Regions from separate parts of the Homo sapiens genome. Here region 2 is linked to region 1. A link is an interaction called in ENCODE POLR2A ChIA-PET data of the cell type or tissue named here. Cell type or tissue: PC-3. All regions are shown on one strand. Each heading gives the region's core, and the rest is flanking DNA. Links, peaks and the distances in the headings are about the cores only. Region 1 overlaps ASXL1 (ASXL transcriptional regulator 1). Region 2 overlaps COMMD7 (COMM domain containing 7).

Evidence for each region. ChIA-PET counts read pairs that join two places held together with the same protein. Peaks named below come from ENCODE experiments on the same cell type or tissue, not always from the same donor. Only the 100,000 strongest peaks of a DNase experiment are listed, where the experiment ranks them.
Region 2: POLR2A ChIA-PET joins it to region 1 with 23 read pairs; 2 of 35 experiments call an interaction of 5 or more read pairs at or near these places.

The regions. Positions count from the first base shown.
Region 1 is chr20:32,385,409-32,396,441 of GRCh38, forward strand. The region is part of intron 4 of ASXL1 (ASXL transcriptional regulator 1); the gene reads left to right. Among named protein-coding and RNA genes, the nearest start is that of ASXL1, 33 kb to the left of the region's middle. In PC-3, for the core only: no CTCF peak of the experiment used is centred there; no DNase peak of the experiment used is centred there; H3K27ac peaks cover 413 bases.
Region 2 is chr20:32,707,400-32,715,399 of GRCh38, forward strand. The region is part of intron 3 of COMMD7 (COMM domain containing 7); the gene reads right to left. Among named protein-coding and RNA genes, the nearest start is that of COMMD7, 32 kb to the right of the region's middle. RefSeq lists an enhancer at 1,463-1,969 and a silencer at 3,988-4,282. In PC-3, for the core only: no CTCF peak of the experiment used is centred there; no DNase peak of the experiment used is centred there.

The DNA.
Region 1 (11,033 bases), core at 1,374-9,373:
AGGAGTAGGGAGCAAAAATATGTATAATTTCTTCTGAATGATGCTGTCTTTTTTGATGCAGTGGTGCTAAATGGGCTTTGCTTGTATGATACTTCTTAAATGCATTAGCTAATTATTTTGTTTTAGTCTTCTTTTTTGAAATACAGATGACTCTTTGAGCTGGTTTTCTTTGGAAAGTTATCTGTCCTGACAATTCTACTTCTAAAACTTCAACTTTTTTTTTTTAGTCTTCATTTCCATTGCCACCACCCTATCCTAAATTATCCCGTTATGCTGGATACTGAAATAGCTTCTGCCTGGTCTACTTACTTTCACTTCGCCCCCTTACGATCCAGTGCTTTGCTCCTTTTAATCCAGTGGCCAGAGGGATTTTTTTCAAAACATAATTTGATTATAACAGATCTATGTTTGATACTTATCCATGGTTTCCCATGGCAGTTGCAGAAAAATCCAAACCTTGTTTGGCCACACTGCCCTTCTTTCAGTAATTTGAATTCCTTAAGCTTTTTCCAGTTTCAGGATTTCCCATTTTGAACTCTTTCTCCTCCACTTTTTCCTGGCCACAGGTTTCAAGAGCTGACAACTTACCTCAGTTCTTAAGAGGATCCTTCATTTATCTCTAAATTGGATTTTCCTGTGTCCAAACCTTACTTGTTATCACAAGTTTATAATTATTTGGGTGATTGTTTGATGTGTCTCTCCTGACTGGGCCTTAGGGGCAGAGAATCTGTATTATTTTGTTCTTGTTTATATCCCTAGGAGCTCTTATGGTAGGTATTCAATAAATGTTTGTTGAATAAAGGCAGTGGAAAAACACATAGAAGAGGTGCTGTGGCAGCAGTTCTCAGTGCCAACAGTTGAATTGGTTTACAATAGTAATTTTTAGTGTCAACAAGGAGATGTGTAGTATGGAATGTTTATTAGCAAGATCTTTTTCTCATGGAATGGAATGTTTGAAAACCTCCAAAGTGTAAGTTTTTTTTTTTCTCAAAAGAAAACAGTCATATTTGGGGTTACTTTTTTTTTTGAGACAGAGTCTTGTTCTGTTGCCCAGGCTGGAGTGCAGTGGCATGATCCCGGCTCACTGCAACCTCCACCTCCCGAGTTTAAGTAATTCTCATGCCTTAGCCACTGGAATAGCTGGGATTACAGGTGTGTGCCACCATGCCCAGCTGTTTTTTGTATAATTATTAGAGATGGGGTTTCGCCATGTTGACCAGGCTGGTCTCAAGCTCCTGGCCTCAAGTGATCTGCCAGCCTTGGCCTCCCAAAGTGCTGGGATTACAGATGAGAGCCACCGTGCCCGGCCCATTGTTACTTCTGAAATCGAAATCAAATGCCATATTGATTCCTGATCTTTTGTGTATGACCTCTCTCTCTCTTTTTTTTTTTTTTTTGCTACCTCTCCCCGAAAGTTTTTAGGATCTTTTTTTCCACGATTATGTACCTTGATGTGGGTCTTTTCTCGCCCTTTGTGCTATTAGGTCTAGCAACTCATGTGTCTCAGGTCTGGGAAATGATTTTACAGTTTTTCCAGCTGGTGCGTAACTAGCTGTTTGTTCTGATACTGTCAGTATTTAACTTTATGTTAGAAACATTTCATAATGCAAATGAAAAATTTAAGCCAGGTGCAGTGGCTCATGCACTTTGTGAGGCTGAGGTGGGAGGAACACTTGAGGTCAGGAGTTCAAAACCAGCCTGGCCAACATGGTGAAACCCCTTCTACTAAAAAAACAAAAAAACAAAAATTAACTGGGCATGGTTGTGCACCCCCATAATCCCAGTTACTCAGGAGGCTGAGGTACGAGAATCACTGGAACTGGGAGACAGGTTTCAGTGAGCCGAGACTGAGACAGAGCAAGACCCTGTCTCAAAATATAAATAAAATACATAAAAAATTTAATATTATGTATATAATATCCAGCCCAGGCTTTTCTATTTGTCATGCCCTGTTTCTTTCACATCATAGCCTTACTCAGATGCCTGCTGATCCTTGATTGAGGTGTGATGCTTGAGAGTCAGGCTCTTAAATACTACTGGCGAATTCAGTGCATTGTGGTTTTGTGACTTCACTTGTCTCTTACAGAAGTGGGGAAGTGGTTTTTACTTCGATGCATGGTTCTGAAGTAGAGATGTCTATCTCCTGATGCACACTTTAAATAATCCCCATGTTTTCCACTCCATACTCCATCCTTGTCTGGTTTAAGCTCTTAGCCTGTCTGCAGTTCAGGGGATGAATCTGCTTGGTTCTTTTCAGCATCTCCCTCTGCAACGCTTAGATCTCATCTTCCTTTGCTTTGCTAACTATTCTCTTTGCTTCTCCATTTGTTTCTCTGTCATTGATGACTTCCAAGTTATATCCCCATCCTGGATATTCCTTTTGAACGTCAGACTCATATATTCAGTTACCTCCTCAGTATCTCTATTCGGATATCTAATGGCATCTCAAAATTAACATGTGCAAAACCAACCTGTTCCACCCTTGTGTTGGCTGTATAAATTAGTGGGAACTCCATTTTTTAAGTTGCTTAAATCAGAAACCTGGGAGTCATCAATTTTGGAGTCTGTCCCTTTGCTCTTGTGGCACATGTAATCACGAATAAATCCTGTTGGCTCTATCTTCAGAATATATCTCATTTTATCACTCTCTCTGCCACCAGAGTGGTTTAAGCCACCTTCATCTCTTAGGTTATTTTAGTAGCTTCCTAACTGGTCTCCTTCCTTCCATTCTTGCCACCTTCCTCAACACCGAAGATATATTTTATTTATTTATTTATTTATTTTGAGACAGAGTCTTGCTCTGTCACCCCAGCTGGAATGCGGTGGCTTGATCTTGGCTCACTGCAACCTCTGTCTTCCAGGCTTAAGCAATTCTCCTGCCTCAGCCTCCCGAGTAGCTGGGGCTGCAGGCATGCACCACCATGCCTGGCTAATTTTTGTATTTTTTAGTAGAGATGGAGTTTCACCATGTTGGCCAGGCTGGTCTCGAACTCCTGACCTCAGGTCATCTGCCCGCCTCAGCCTCCCAAAGTGTTGGGATTACAGGCGTCAGCCACCATGCTTGGCCAAATTTTTTATTCCTTTGGGTAAAGAGATGTATTTTATTTCCTTTAATTTGGTAATATAGTGAGTTATGTTAATAGATTCTTTTTTTCCAGTGCTCAAGCATCCTTGCATTCCTAGGATAAATGGTACTTCAACATGATTTTCCTTTTAAATATACATTGCTGGATTTAGGTTATAAATTATTGAGAATTTTTGCATCTGTATTTACAAGTGTTACATTCTAATTTCAGGCCTTTTCCAGTTTTATTATCAAAACAAGCTGTGCTGTTTTTCCTCTCTTGATTCTCAGTAGTAGTCTCTTTAAGATAGTGATTATTCATTCTTTTTGGTAGATCATGCCTATAAGACCTGGGCATGTATGTTTTTATTGTGGGAATATATTGTTTTTACTTTCCTTGTTATGAAATATATAATTTATTTTAAAATATGTATATACAGAGTTTGTGTTCCTTTAAAGAATAATAGCTAAAAATAAATTGCACGCCCCCACATCCAACCATCGTCAAACAAAACATCTTTTACACTCTATTTTATTTATTTATTTTCCCCCACCCCTCTAGAGTATACACCCTTTTGGAGCCTCTGAGCATTTTCCTTTCCCTCACTGCTTTAGAAACCTCTATTCAGATTTTTCATATTAATGATTCTTTTGCTTTTAACCCACATGTGTTACTGAAGTTTAAGTCCTAAATAATAATTTTTCCTGCTTTAAAATATATTTTTATGTCAATGAAATCATACTGGTGGATGTATTTTCTCTGATTTGCTGCTTTTGCCTCTCATTTCTGAGCTTGATCTATGTTGGTGCATTTATAGAAATACTTCATATTTTCTGCTGTGTATCATCTTATGCTATCAACGTGCCATATGATTTACCTGTTCTTAGCATGTATTTGGGTTGTTTCTGGTTCTTGCTGTAACAAACAGCTGCATTTAGTGCTTGTGTATGTGTCTCCTGATGCATGTGTGCATTCACTTCTCTGGGGTGTATATGTTGCTGGGAATGGGACTGAGTATTGTGAGTGTATAATAGTATCTTGTTTTTGTTTTTTTTCCCTCTCAGTTTATGGCATAATTTACGTACAGTAAAATTTACCACCGCCCCCCTGCCCCGCCTTTTTCTTTTTCTGAAACAGAGTCTCGCTCTGTTGTCCAGGCTGGAGTGCAGTGGCACAATCTCGGCTCACTGCAACCTTTACTTACTGGGTTCAAGCGATTCTCCTGCCTCAGCCTCACAAGTAGTTGGGATTACAGGTGCCTGCCAGGCTAATTTTGTAGAGACAGGGTTTCACCATGTTGGCCAGGCTGGTCTCAAACTCCTTACCTCAGGTGATCCACCCACCTTGGCCTCCCCAAGTGTTGGGATTAGAGGTATGAGCCACCACGCCCAGCCAAATTCACCCTTTTTAGTGTACAAGTATACAGCTTTGTGAGAGTTTGATTTCTTTAGTTCAAATTTGTTTTAAAGTTATATTTGGTATTTTAACAGTGCTATTTAAATATATGCCATATATGGCTTGAATGCAATTATCCTAGTACAGATGGTCCTTGACTTATGATGTTTTTGTGTCCCTGTAAGCCCACCTTAAGTTGAAAATATTAAGTTGAAAATGCATTTAATATGACTAACCTGCTGTAAATCCTAACTTAGCCTACCTTAAATGCACTTAGAACACTTAAATTAGTTTACAGTGGGCAAATCATCAAACACAAAGCCTATTTGTAATAAAGTGTTGAATATCTTATATAATTTATTGAATACTAAAGTGAAAAACAATAGTTGTATGAGTAGTCAGAGTATGGCTTCTCTTCAATGCATATCACTTTCATATACCATCGTAAACTCAAAAAATCATAAGTCAGGGTATGCTGTATATTTTATTGGTGCTAACATACTTCCATTTTAAAATACAGGAAATTCACCTTTTTTTGTGTATAGTCTTGTAAGTTTTGACAGATCTATATACAGATATGTAATCCCCACCCATGATTCTTTTTTAATTTAAAAAAATATATTTTTGAGACAGTCTCACTGTCACCCAGGCTGGAATGCAGTGGCATGATCGTAGCTCACTGCAGCCTCAAACTCCTGGCCTTAAGTGCTCCTCCTGCCTCAGCCTCCCAAAGTGCTAGGATTACAGGAATGAGCCAGTGTGCCCTGCCACCACCATAATTAAGATCCAGAACAGTTTCATCATCCCAGAAACTTTCCCTGTATCCTTTTGTAGTCAGCTTCTTTTTTCACCCCCAGCTCCTGGTGACCACTGATTTGTTCTCTGTCCTTGCAGTACTGTCTTTTCCAGAATGCCATATAAATTGAATCCTACATTATATAACACTTTGAGTCTGGCGTCTTTTACTTAGTGTGAAGTATTTGAGATTTATTTGTCTTGTGATGTGTATTAGCAATTTATTTCTTTTTTCTTTTTTTTCTTTTTGGAGACAAGGTCTTGCTCTGTCACCCAGGCTGAAGTGCAGCGGCACGATCATAGTTCACTGCAGGCTTAAACTCAAGCAATCCTCCCACTTCAGCCTCCTGAGTAGCTGGGACTGCAGGCGCACACCACCATGTTCAGCTAATTTTTTTTTTTTCTTGGTAGAGACAGGATCTCACTCTGTTGCCCAGGCTGATTTCAAACTCCTGGCCTCAAGGAATCCTCCCACCTATGCCTCTCAAAGTGCTGGGATTACAGGTGTGAACCATTACAGTTGGCTAGCAGTTTATTTCTGTATATTGCAGGATAGTATCTCATTGTATAGATGTACCACATTTTGCGTATTCATTCTTCAGTTGATAGACATTTGGACTACTTCCTCCTTTTGGCTGCTGTGAGTAATGCTGCTGTGAATAAATATTTGTGTGTAAGTTTCTATGTGGACATACAGTTTCATTATTCTTGGGTAGATAAACCTTGGAGTAATTGCTGGGTTGGGTGGTAATTTCTGTTTAACTTTTAAAGAAATAGCTAAGCTGTTTTCCAAAGTGGCTTCACCATCTTAAATTCAAGTTTTTGTTTTCGTTGTATTTGAGGCAGAGCTTTACTCTCTTGCCCAGGCTGGAGTGCAATGGCAAGATTATATTATAGCTCACTGCAGCCTCGATCTTCCAGGCTCAAGCGATCCTCTCACCTCAGCCTCCCAGGTAGCTGAGAGTACAGGTGTGTGTCACCATGCCTGGCTAAGTTTTGATTTTTAGTAGAGATAAGGTCTGGCTATGTTTCCCAGGCTGGTCTTGAACTTCTGAGCTCAAGCAGTCCTCCTGCCTTGGCCTCCCAAAGTGCTGGGATTGCAGGTGTGAGCCACCAAGCCCAGCCAAGGTTTTTGTGTTTTAGTAAAATTTCTGCTCTTCCTGGCAATACTTTTTTCTGAAATTTACTTTGATATTGATATAGTCACTCCAGTTCTTTTCAGTGCTTAGTTTTTGCATGGTATATTTTTTCCATCCTTTTGTGTTATACTGTCTGTTTCATTATATTTGTAGTTGGACCTTGATTTTTTTTTTTTCCCTAATTCTTTTACTTGGGATGCTTGGACCTAATGTGTGTCTAGTTTTTCCTAATGTGTCTTTTACTTGGGATGCTTGGACCATGTGTATTTAATTATTGATATGGTTGGGTTAAGTCCACCATCTAGCTATTTGTTATTTATTTATTTTTAGAGCCAAGGTCTTGCTGTGCCACCCAGGCTGGGGTGCTAGTGGCATGATCATGGCTCACTGAAGCCTCTAACTTCTGGGCTCAAGCAGTCATCTCACTGCAGTCTCCCGAGAAGCTGGGATTACAGGCGTGTGCCACCAAGCCTAGCTGATTTTTTTTTTTTTTTTCCGAGATGGAGATTTGCTCTTGTTGCCCACTCTGGAGTGCAGTGGCGCAATCTTGGCTCACCGCAGCCTCTGCCTCCTGGGTTCAAGCAATTCTCCTGCCTCAGTCTCCCGAGTAGCTGAGATTACAGGTGCCTGCCACCATGCCCAGCTAATTCTGTATTTTTAGTAGAGATGGGGTTTCACTATGTTGGCCAGGCTGATCTTGAACTCTTGACCTCGTGATCTGCCCGCCTCGGCCTCCCAAAGTGTTGGAAGGCCGAGGCGGGCAGATCACGCCTGTGCTGGGAGGCTGAGGCGGGTAGCCACTGCTCCCAGCCCTGAAATCTTTCCTCTTTTCTAAGATAGACATTTAATGCACACACACATTTTGATATGCTATGTTTTAATTTTCATTCAGCTTAAAATATCTAATTTTTCTTTTGATTTATTCTTTAACTTACTGATTATTTAGAAGTGTGATATTATATTTTGGGAATAAAAATCCAGAGATCTTACTGTTACTGATTTTTGATTTAATTCCATTGTGGTAAGAGAACATACCTTATATGATTTGAATCCTTTTAAATTGATTGAGACTTGTTTTATGGATCAGAATAAGGTGTCTTGATAAAGGTTCCACGGGCACTTGAAAAGAATGTGTATTCTACTGTTGTTAGGTAGAGCATTCTATTAATGTTGATTGGCTTGTTGATTGATAATGTTCAAGTCTTCTGTATTCTTACCGATTTCCTATTCTATCAGTTATAGACAGAGGGTGTTAAAATCTCAATTCTGTTTTGCTTGTTGATTGATAATGTTTAAGTCTTCTGTATTCTTACCGATTTTCTGTTCTATCAATTATAGAGAGAGGTGTTAAAATCTCAATTCTGTTTGTTTTTGGTTTGAAATTTACTTATAAGGTACATAAGCATTTATGATTGTCGTCATCTTGATGAATTGGTCTCTGTCATTTTGAAATGACAGAACTTACTTTGTCTCATAATATAGCTACTCGTGCTTTTCATTTGATTAGTGTTTGGCATATATTTTTATATTTTAAAAAAACTTATCACCTGTGTCTTTATGTTTAAAGTGGTTTTTTTTCCCAGGCATCATGTGTTTGGGATCTTGCTTTTATCCAGTTTGATAGTGTTTGCCTTTTAATTGGAGTTTGTAGACTATTTATGTTTAATGTGATTACTGATTTTTTTTTGAGATGGAGTCTCGCCCTGTCGCCCAGGCTGCAGTGCAGTGGCACGATCTCAGCTCACTCCAACCTCCGTTTCCCGGGTTCAAGTCATTCTCTTGCCTCAGCCTCCCAAGTAGCTGGGACTGCAGGCACCTGACACCACACCCGGCTAATTTTTGTATTTTTAGTAGAGATGGGGTTTCACCATATTGGCCAGGCTGGTCTCAAACTGCTGACTTTGTGATCCGCCCACCTCAGCCTCCCAAAGTGCTGGGATTACAGGTGTGAGCCACTGCGGCTGGATGTTTACTGATTTTTATAGAGTTTAAACAACCATCTTTTCTATTTGTCTGATGTGGTGTTTTTTTCGTTTTTGTTTTTTTAAGATGGACTGTCACTCTGTCGTCTAGGCTGGAGTGCAGTGGTGCAATCTCAACTCACTGTAACCTTTGCCTCCTGGGTTCAAGCAGTTTTCCTGTCTCAGCCTCCCAAGTAGCTGGGATTACAGGTGCGTGCCACCACACCTGGCTATTTTTTTTTTTTTTTTTTTGGTTTGAGACAGAGTCTCGCACTGTCACCTGGGCTGGAGTGCAGTGGCGCGATCTCGGCTCACTGCAATCTCCGCCTCCTGGGTTCAAGCGATACTCCTGCCTCAGCCTCCCAAGTAGCTGGTATTACAGGCGCCCATCACCACACCCAGCTAATGTTTTGTATTTTTAGTAGAGACAGGGTTTCACTATATTGGCCAGGCTGGTCTCAAATTCCTGACCTTGTGATCTGCCCGCCTTGGCCTCCCAAAGTGCTGGGATTACAGGCGTGAGCCACCGTGCCTGGCCTAATTTTTGTATTTTTAGTAGAGATGGGCTTTTGCCATGTTGGCCAAGCAGGTCTCGAATTCCTGACCTCAAGTGATCCCTGCCCTTGGCCTCCCAAAGTGCTGGCATTACAGGAGTGAGCTACGCCATGCCTGGCCTGGATTGAGGATTTTTTAGTGGTTCATTTTTAAGTCCTTTCTTGGCTCATTAGTACTTTGTTATTTTAGTGGCTGCTTTAGTGTTTATTGAGTTCAGCTTGTGAAACTCAGTCTTTAATATTATACCACTTCACCTATATTACAAGAACCTTATAGCAGTACACTTCATTTTCCCTTCAGACTTTGTGCTATGTTTGTCATACACTTCACTTTTACATATGTTGTAAACTCCACAATACATTATTATTTTTCATTTAAGTAGTCAATTTTTTTAAAACAATTTTTTTTTTTTTGAGACGGAGTCTCACTCGGTTGCCCAGGCTACAGTGCAGTGGTGCAATCTTGGCTTACTGCAGCCTCTGCCTCCTGGGTTCAAGTGATTCTTATGCCTCAGCCTCCTGAGTAGCTGGGATTACAGGTGCGCCCCATCATGCCTGGCTGATTTTTGTATTATTAGTAGAGATGGGGTTTTGCCACGTTGGCCCAGCAGGTCTCGAACTCCTGAGCTCCAGTGATCCGCCTGTCTTGGCCTCCCAAAGTGCTGGGATTACAGGCATGAGCCACCATGCCTGGCCTAAAAAGATTTTAAAAGTAAGAAAAAATGTCTTTTACTTTATATGTTTTCCATTTCTGGTGTTCTTTATTGCCTATGAGCGGTTCCAGATTCTCATCTGCCAGATTTTCTTCAGTTTTTTCTCGTCAGTTCAGATTTTCTTTCTGCCAGAGGACTTCCTTTAATGTGTTTCTTGTAGTGTAGGTCTGCTGGTGATATCTTTAAGCTTTGGTGTGTTTGAAAAAGTACTTCCTCTTGTTTTTAGAAAGATATATTCCTTTGATACAGAATTCTAGGTTGACAGGTTTTTTTCATTGTGTACTTTAAAGATGTTGCTCCACTGTCTCTAGCTTGCATTATTTCTCCTGTAAAATCTGTTGTTATTTTAATCTTTGTTCTTCAGCGAGCAAATTTATCTTTTTTGCCTTTTTTGGTTAATTTTTAAGATTTTCTTTTTATCACTGCTTTTTCAGCAATGTGTTTATTATATACTTTGTTGTAGTTTGCGTCATATTTCTTGTGTTTGAATTCTCTTGAGCTTCATGGATGAAATTTACGTATTCAGCTACTATTTCTTGAAATATTTTTCTTTTGTACTTCCCCACCGCATCTGGAGTCTGTAATTACATGTATATTTGGCTGCTTGAAGTAGTCATACAACTCACTGATGCACTGTTATGTTTTTTAGTCATTTGATTCTCTTTGTTTTGGGTAGTTTCTACTGATCTTCATTTCACTAGTCTTTATCTTTCCCATGTTAAATCTGTTACTCTTATCCAGAATTATACCTTTTATCCTTAAAAATTCAGTTTTTTTCTTTTTTTTGAGACGGAGTCTCATTCTGTCACCCAGGCTGAAGTGCAGTGGCATGATCTTGGCTCGCTGCAACCTCCGCTTCCCAGGTTCAAGCGATTATCCTGCCTCAGCCTCCCAAGTAGCTGTGATTACAGGCATGCATCACCATGTCTGGCTAGTTTTTGTATTTTTAGTAGAGACAGAGCTTCACCATGTTTGCCAGGCTGGTCTCAAACCCCTGACTTCAGGTGATCCACCTGCCTCAGCCTCCTAGAGTGCTGGGATTACAGGAATGAGCGACCACACCTGGTTTGTTTCTTAAAAAACATCTTATATTTCTCTGCTTAACGTGCTCAATGTTGAACATGTGAAATATAATAACTTTTCATAATCTCTTCTGATTCTGTCTCTATATCATCTTTGGGTCTGTTTTTATGTATTCTATTTTTCTTGTCATTATGGGTCAGATTTCCCAGTTCTTTGCAATCCTAATAAATTCTGTTTAGATGAAAGACATTGTGAATTTCACTTTGGGTTGTGGATATTTTTGTATTCATGTTGGTATTTTTGAGATTTGTTCTGGAGTGCAGATGAGTTAGCTGGAAACTAATTCTTTTGAGGCTTGCTTTTTAGCTTTGTTAGGTGGGGCGTATCC
Region 2 (8,000 bases), core at 1-8,000, 320 kb after region 1:
ACCTACACCTCCTGGGTTCAAGTGATTTTCATGCCTCAGCCTCCTGAACAGCTGGGACTACAGGCGTGCGCCACCACACCAAACCAATTTTTGTATTTTTAGTAGAGACTGGGTTTTACCATGTTGACCAGGCTGGTCTTGAACTATTGACCTCAAGTGATCTGCTCACCTTGGCCTCCCAAAGTGCTAGGATTAAAGGGGTGAGAGCCACCATGCCTGGCACATATTTTTTTTTTAATTGTACAACACAATTATTTATCCCTCCAACCAGTGTGAGAGAAGTCAGAGACAACAGAAAAGACTTCACGGACTTGGGGATGGAGCAACTGGTCTGAGGAATGAGTAAGGATACGAATTCCTGGAGCAAGAGGCAGGGGAGTGTAATGTCAGGTTGGGCACAGGGGGCAACCACCTAGAGCTCCACAATGCATTATGTAGCCACTATTGCATGTGGTTATGCAAATTTTAATTAAATAAAATTTAAAATTCCATTCCTCAGTCTCACTAGCTATTTCCTGTGTCAAACAGTCACACAAGGCCAGTGACCATTATACTGAACACTGAAGATTACAGACCATTTACATCTGCAAAGAAAGTTCTATTGGATGGCATTGTCCTAAGAAGTTAGCTTTCACACAGTACACCAAGATGGACTAAACAGACTAACCTCTACAATTCACAAGTCACTTCCAGAGGGGCTGTCAAAACTTCTCAGAAGCCCTAGGAACACTTCCCTGTGGTGGTCACCTTGTTTTGCTAGGCTCCAATTCCTGAAAACAAAGCCAGCAATCTGGGCTTCTCAATGTTTAACCTGCAGGCTACATCCCCAGTCACAATTTGGCAACCACTCTCAAATTTTCCACTTTTTAGTTCACCAGAAAATGACTAATTAAAGAATAGGAAGATGCCAACCACCATCAAGGGAAGGCCCTGAACCTATACCCTAAACCCAAGTCCCCACCCCCAACTCACTCCAGAAAAACAATCCTAAAGGCTGTTGTACCGGTAAAATCAACCATATAAACAAAGGGAGGAAATCTTTTATCTCCAAAATCAGACTGAGCAAGGAAGCCACACGGAATAAAAAAGGCAAGACCCCGGGAAACCTTAGCCATAAAGGCCCTCTGAGAAGGTGGCTACTTCCCAGCCAATCCAAATAACTCCTAACTACCATGAATACAGTGTCTTAGTTTATATCCAATTCAAACCCAATGCTTTATTTGACAATCCCCAAACACTGGGCTTTATTATTGTAACTTTTTTTTTTTTTTTGAGACAGTGAGACACGGTTTCACTCTATCGCCCAGGCTGGAGTGCAGTTGGGCAATCTCAGCTCACCTCCTACCACACCGGGGTGGGTGGGTGGGGCTCAAGCAATCCTCCCACCTCAGCCTCCCACATAGCTGGGACTACAGGCGTGTGCCATGATGCCCAGCTAATTTTTTGAATTTTTGTAGGGACAGGGTCTTGCCATGTTGCCCAGGCTGGTCTCAAACTCCTGACCTCAAGCAATCCACCCACCTTGGCCTCCCAAAGTGCTGGGATTACAGACATGAGCCACCATGCCCAGCTATTATTTTAACTTAGTTTACCAGGAAACATTAAGCATTTTTGGGAGAAAATTTGGCAAATGCAGATAGTCAAGAATTGCACTGCCAAGAATTCACCCAACCAAGCTGCACCCAAAAGCACGCTGAGATATACAGGGGAAGCTCTTTAGCAATGTGGATAGTAGGGATGAAAGGTCATGGAGAGACCAGGCACGGTGGCTCATGCCTGTAATGCCAGCACTTTGGGAGGCTGAGGGGGTGGATCACTTGAGGTCAGTAGTTCGAGACCAGCCTGGCCAACGTGGCAAAACCCCGTCTCTACTAAAAGTACAAAAATTAGCCGGGTGTGGTGGCATGCGCCTGTAGTCCCAGCTACTTGGGAGGCTGAGGGTGCAGTGAGCAGAGACGGCACCACTGCATTACAGCCTGGCAACAGAGCAACTCTGTCTCAAAAAAAAAAAAAAACAGGCTGGGCGCCTGTTACAAAATTAGCCAGGAGGGTGAGGCAGGAGAATCATCTGAGCCTGGCAGGTGGAGGTTGCCGTGAGCCGAGATCTGCCACTGCACTCAAGCCTGGGCGACAGAGCGAGACTCCGTCTCAAAAACAAACGATGACAAAAACAACAAACAAAAACCTCAGGTCAGACCATGCTATTTTTTCTGCTCAAAACCCTCTACTATCTCCTATTTCACTCACAGTAAAATCCAAAGGTTGTACAACACCCTGCATGCTCTGGCCTCCTCTTAGAACCCCTAGGCTCTCTCCCTTGCTTACTGTGCTATTTTTAGAATATGCCAGACAGCTTTCTACCCCTGGCCATTTGCCCTTGCAGTTCTCTGCACATAGCTCATCCCTTCGCTTCATTCAGGGTTCTGCCTGACTCTTACCTCCTCAGAAAGGATCCCCGACCATTCTATTTCACATTTTTTCTTTTTTTACTTTTTTTTTTTTTTAATCTCATTCTGTCACCCAGGCTGGAGTGCGGTGGTGTAATCACGGCTCATTACAGCCTTGACCTCCTGGGCTTAATGGATCCTCCCACCTCAGGCTCCTAAGTAGCTGGGACTACAGGCATGCTCCACAATGCTTGACTAATTTTTAATTTTTTTTTCTAGAGATAGAGTCTCACTATCTTGCCAGCTCAAACTCCCGCACTCAAGCAATACTCCCACCTTGGCCTCTCAAAATGCTGGGATTACAGGCATGAGCTGCCAATCCCAGCCTCATTCTAATTTAAATAGCACTGCCCTTTACTCATACTCGTATAATGCTGTGGGATATTCTGCATTGCATTTATAACTACCCAACTTTATGTTATATATTTATTATCAATTTTTCCACTAGAACACCAGCTTGATAAGAACAAAGACTAGGCTCATTTTGCCTACTGCTGTGTCCCAAGCTCTGAGAGAAATGCCTGGCAAAGTTTATTGGTTGGCACTCAATAAAAGCACGTTGAATGCAAGAATCCTTACAATGGATTGCTATCCAGGCTTAAAAAAAATTATGTAAGGCCAAGTGCTGTCATCCCAGCACTTTGGGAGGCTGAGGTGGGAGGATACCTGAGCCCAGGGGTTCAAGACCAGTCTGGGCAATACAGGGAGACCCCATCTCTACAAAATAAAAAAATTAGCAAGGTATAGTGGCACAGGCCTGTGGTCCCAGCTACTCAGGAGGCTGAGGTGGGAGGATGGCTTGAGCCCAGGAGGTTGAGGCTACAGTGAACCATAATTGCATCACTGCACTCCAGCCTATGTAACAGGGTGAGACCTCATCTCAAAAAAAAAAAAAAAAAAAATAGATGTAGCTCAGTAGCTGTTGATGGACCAATCTGCATAATATAATGTCAAGAAAAAAAGGAAAGGCACCTATAATCCCAGCACTTTGGGAAGCTGAGGTGAGAGGATTGCTTGAGGCTAGGAATTTGAGACTAGCCTGGGCATCATAGCAAAACCCTGCCTCTACAAAAATAAAAATAAAAAATTACTTGGGTGTGGAGGTGCACACCTGTAATCCAGCTGCTCAGGAGGCTAAAATAGGAGGATCGCTTGAGCCCAGAAGTTTGAGGCTGCAGTGAGCCATGATGGCACCACTTCACTCCAGCCTGGGTGACAGAGCAAGACTCTATCTCTAAAAATAAATAAATAAAAATAAGTGTTACTTTGGCCGGGGGTGGTGGCTCACGCCCATAATCCCAGCACTTTGGGAGGCTGAGGCGGGTGGATCACTTGAGGTCAGGAGTTTGAGACCAGCCTGGTCAACGTGGTGAAACCCCGTCTCCACTAAAAATACAAAAATTAGCTGGGCGTGGTGGCACACGCCTGTAGTCCCAGCTACTTGGGAGGCTGAGGTAGGAGAATCGCTTAAACCTGGGAGGCAGAGGTTGCAGTGAGCCGAGATCACACCACTGCACTCCAGCCTGGACGACGGAGTGAGACTCTGTCTAAAAAAAAAAAATGTTACTTAAAAAAAAAAAAAAAAGGAAACAGTTAAAGGAACAAGGCCACAACAGTCAGCAACTGACAGAGCCAAGTGGCTTATAGGCCAGAGGGTCCCCACACCAAGTTCTTTCTACACCAGGTCATTCTCAGACGCTATCTTGGTGCTGCGGTATCAGGCAATGCCTTGACAGTTGCTGACAATGAAGTCAACAAAGCTGCAGGGATGGAAGAGCAAGCTCTCCATCCTGAAGTTACCTCTGGAGGGCAGAGGCCAGACTTGAAACATGGATTGGCATCATGCTAGGCCTCAAGCTCTTAACTTCTTTTTCAGCTTTTTCCTGTGGTGATTCCTTTGTCCTAAGCAAATGCCAGCCACAAGACAGACCTGCAACATTTGACCTTATGTCAGACAGAATGAAAATTGTGTGGGGCCTCTTGGAGGGTGGGGTGGGGGGAGGGATAGCATTAGGAAAAATAGTTATTCCATGCTGGGCTTAATACTTAGGTGATGGGCTGGGCGTGGTGGCTCGTGCCTGTAATCCCAGCACTTTCGGAGGCCGAGGCGGGTGGATCACAAGGTCAAGAGATCGAGACTGAGGGCTGGGCACGATGGCTCATGCCTGTAATCCCAGCACTTTGGGAGTCCGAGGTGGGCAGATCATGAGGTCAGGAGTTCGAGACCAGCCTGACCAACATGATGAAACCCCATCTCTACTAAAAATACAAAAATTAGCCGGGCGTGGTGGCAGGCGCCTGTAATCCCAGCTACTCAGGAGGCTGAGACAGGAGAATTGCTTGCACCCGGGAGGCAGAGGTTGCAGTGAGCCGAGATCGTGCCATTGCACTCCAGCCTGGGCCACAGAGCAAGACTCCGTCTCAAAAAAAAAAAAAAAAAAAAAAAAAGAGAGAGATCGAGACCATCCTGGACAATGTAGTGAAACTCCGTATCTACTAAAAAGTATAAAAATTAGCTGGGCATGGTGGCATGCATCTGTAGTCCCAGCTACTTAGGAGGCTGAGGCAGGAGAATTGCTTGAACCCAGGAGGCAGAGGTTGAAGTGAGCCAAGATCGCGCCACTGCACTCTAGCCTGGTGACAGAGCAAGATTCCGTCTCAAATTAAAAAAAAAAAAACCTAGGTGATGGGTTGACAGGTGCAGCAAACCACCATGGCATACTATGTAACAAATCTGCACACCCTGCACATGTACCCCAGACCTTTAAAAAAAAAAAAAAGAAAATTGTGTAAACTCCAACAGCTGCAGTCAGCAGAACATGACACGTGGGGAAATTTAAGAACATCCTTCTTCAAACACAGATAACTTTGAGATGGTCCCTTTTTTTTTTTTGACACGGAGACTTTTTTTTTTTTTTTTTTCGAGACAGAGTCTCACTCTGTCCCCCAGACTGGAATGCAGTGGTGCAATCTTGGCTCACTGCAACCTCTGCCTCCCAGGTTCAAGTGATTCTCCTGCCTCACCCTCCCAAGCAGCTGGGACTATAGGCACGCACCACCATGCCCGGCTAATTTTTTGTATTTTTAGTAGAGACCAGGATGGTCTCGATCTCCTGACCTCGTGATCCGCCTGCCTTGGCTTCCCAAAGTGCTGGGATTACAGGCGTGAGCCACTGTGCCCGTCCTCTTTCTTTTTTAATTTCTTTTTTTTTTTTTTTTGAGACAGAGTTTCACTTTTGTTGCCCAGGCTGGAGCACAATGGTGCAATCTCAGCTCACTGCAACCTCCGCCTCCCAGGTGCAAGAGATTCTCCTGTCTCAGCCTCCCAAGTAGCTGGGATTACAGGCATGTGCCACCATGCCTGGCTATTTTTTTTTGTATTTAGTAGAGATGGGCTTTCACCACGTTAGTCAGGCTGGTTGTGAACTCCTGACCTCAGGTGATCCACCCGCCTCGGCTTCCTAAAGTGCTGGGACTACAGGCGTGCGCCAATGCGCCTGGCAACAGGCACCAATTTTCACCAGAACTGCTGCCTTAGCCAAACCCTCAAAGCTGTCAAACAATATGAAGGACAAAACAAAGGGAAGTGAGGGTGACGACTTCAGTTTTGCCAAGACGGTTGGAAAAACAGCAAACATTGTTCTTATTCAGTGTACAAATGGGAGCCCAAGGAATGGACACAGGCTTGGTGAAAACTCCTGGAAGCAGATGGGAGAGGATGGAGAGCTGCTTTCATCCAGTCAGTACTGACCCTGAAGGCTGACCAGCTGAAGCCACCCTGTGAGGCTCACAGAGAACAGAGGTCCGTAGTCACACACGCACATTTACTGAGCACTGCCATGTGCCTGCACTGTGCTAGATGCTGGGAAACATCAATGAACTGAACAGACAACAATCTCTGCCCTTATGAGGCTTCCATTCTACTGGCAGGAGAAAGACCACAGCAATAACGTAAAACATAAGCCATACAGGGTATAAGAAGGGGGAGGCTGGGCATGGTGGCTCACGCCTGTAATCTTAGCACTTTGGGAGGCCGAGGCAGGTGGATCTCAAGGTCAGGAGTTCAAGACCAGCCTGGCCAACATGGTGAAACCCCATCTCTACTAAAATACAAAAATTAGCTGAGCGTGGTGGTGAGCGCCTGTAATCGCAGCTACTTGGGAGGCTGAGGCAGGAGAATCGCTTGAACCCAGGAGGTGGAGGCTGCAGTGAGCCGAGATCGTGCCACTGCACTCCAGCCTGGGCAATAGAGTGTGACTCTGTCTTAAAAACAAAAACAAAAAAACCCCCAAAAAAGAAGGGGGAAAGTGCCATGGAGAAAAATAGTAGGGTGGTGCATGAGGCTGGCGGTCCTGGGGAATTTAGTTCAATGTTTGATTAAATGCCACTTATGACTACATTTCATTGCTGATTATTCTTTTTTGTGTGTATGTTGCTAAAAAGAACTCGTTGGGGAGTGGGGAAGGGGAGTTACCTCCTTTTCATAAAAAAATAAAATAAAATAAAAATCAGTTACGGATCACCCACAGGGGCCAGATATCTTGCTAAGTATTAAAATAAAAATAGGGCCGGGCACGGTGGTTGTAATCCCAGCACTTTGGGAGGCCGAGGCAAGCGGATCACCTGAGGTCAGGAGTTCGAGACCAGCCTGGCCAATATGGTGAAACCCCGTCTCTACTAATAATACAAAAAATTAAGGCCAGGCACGGTGGCTCATACCTGTAGTCCCAGCACCTTGGGAGGCTGAGATGGGCAGATCACGAGGGCAGGAGTTCGAGGCCAGCCTGGCCAATACGGTGAAACCTCGTCTCTACTAAAAATACAAAAATTAGCCGGGCACGGTGGTGCATGGCTGTAGTCCCAGCTACTCAGGCGGCTAAGGTAGAATAATCGCTTGAACCTGGGAGGTGGAGGTTGTAGTGAGCCGAGATCGTACCACTGCACTCCAGCCTGGGCAACAGAGTGAGACTCCATCTCAAACAACAACAACAACAACAACAACAACAACAAAAATTAGCCAGGTGTAGTGCGCATGCCTGTAATCCCAGCTACTCAGGAGGTTGAGAGGCAGGAGAATCGCTTGAACCCAGGAGGCAGTGGTTGCAGTGAGCCGAGACTGCACCACTGCACTCCAGCCTGGGCAACGGAGTGGGACTCTGTCTCAAAAAAATAAAAATAAAAATAAATAAATAAATAAATAAATAAATGAAATAAAAATAGGTGACCAAGCAGGGTGGCTGAGCCTGGGGAGATCGAGGCTGCAGTAAGCAGAGATTGTGCCACTGCACTCCAGCCTGGGCAACACAGCCAGACCTAGTCTCAAAAAATAATAATAATAATAATAAAAAAACAGGCAGCCAGGCTAGGTGGCTCATGCCTATATCCCAGCACTCTGGGAGGCTGAGGCAGGTGGACTGCTTGAACTCAGGAGTTCAAGACCAGCCTAGGAAACATGGCAAAACCCTGTCTCTACCAAAAATACAAAAATTAGCCGGGAGTGGTGGCATGCACTTGTGGTCCCAGCTACTCGGGAGGCTGAGGTGGGAGGCTCAC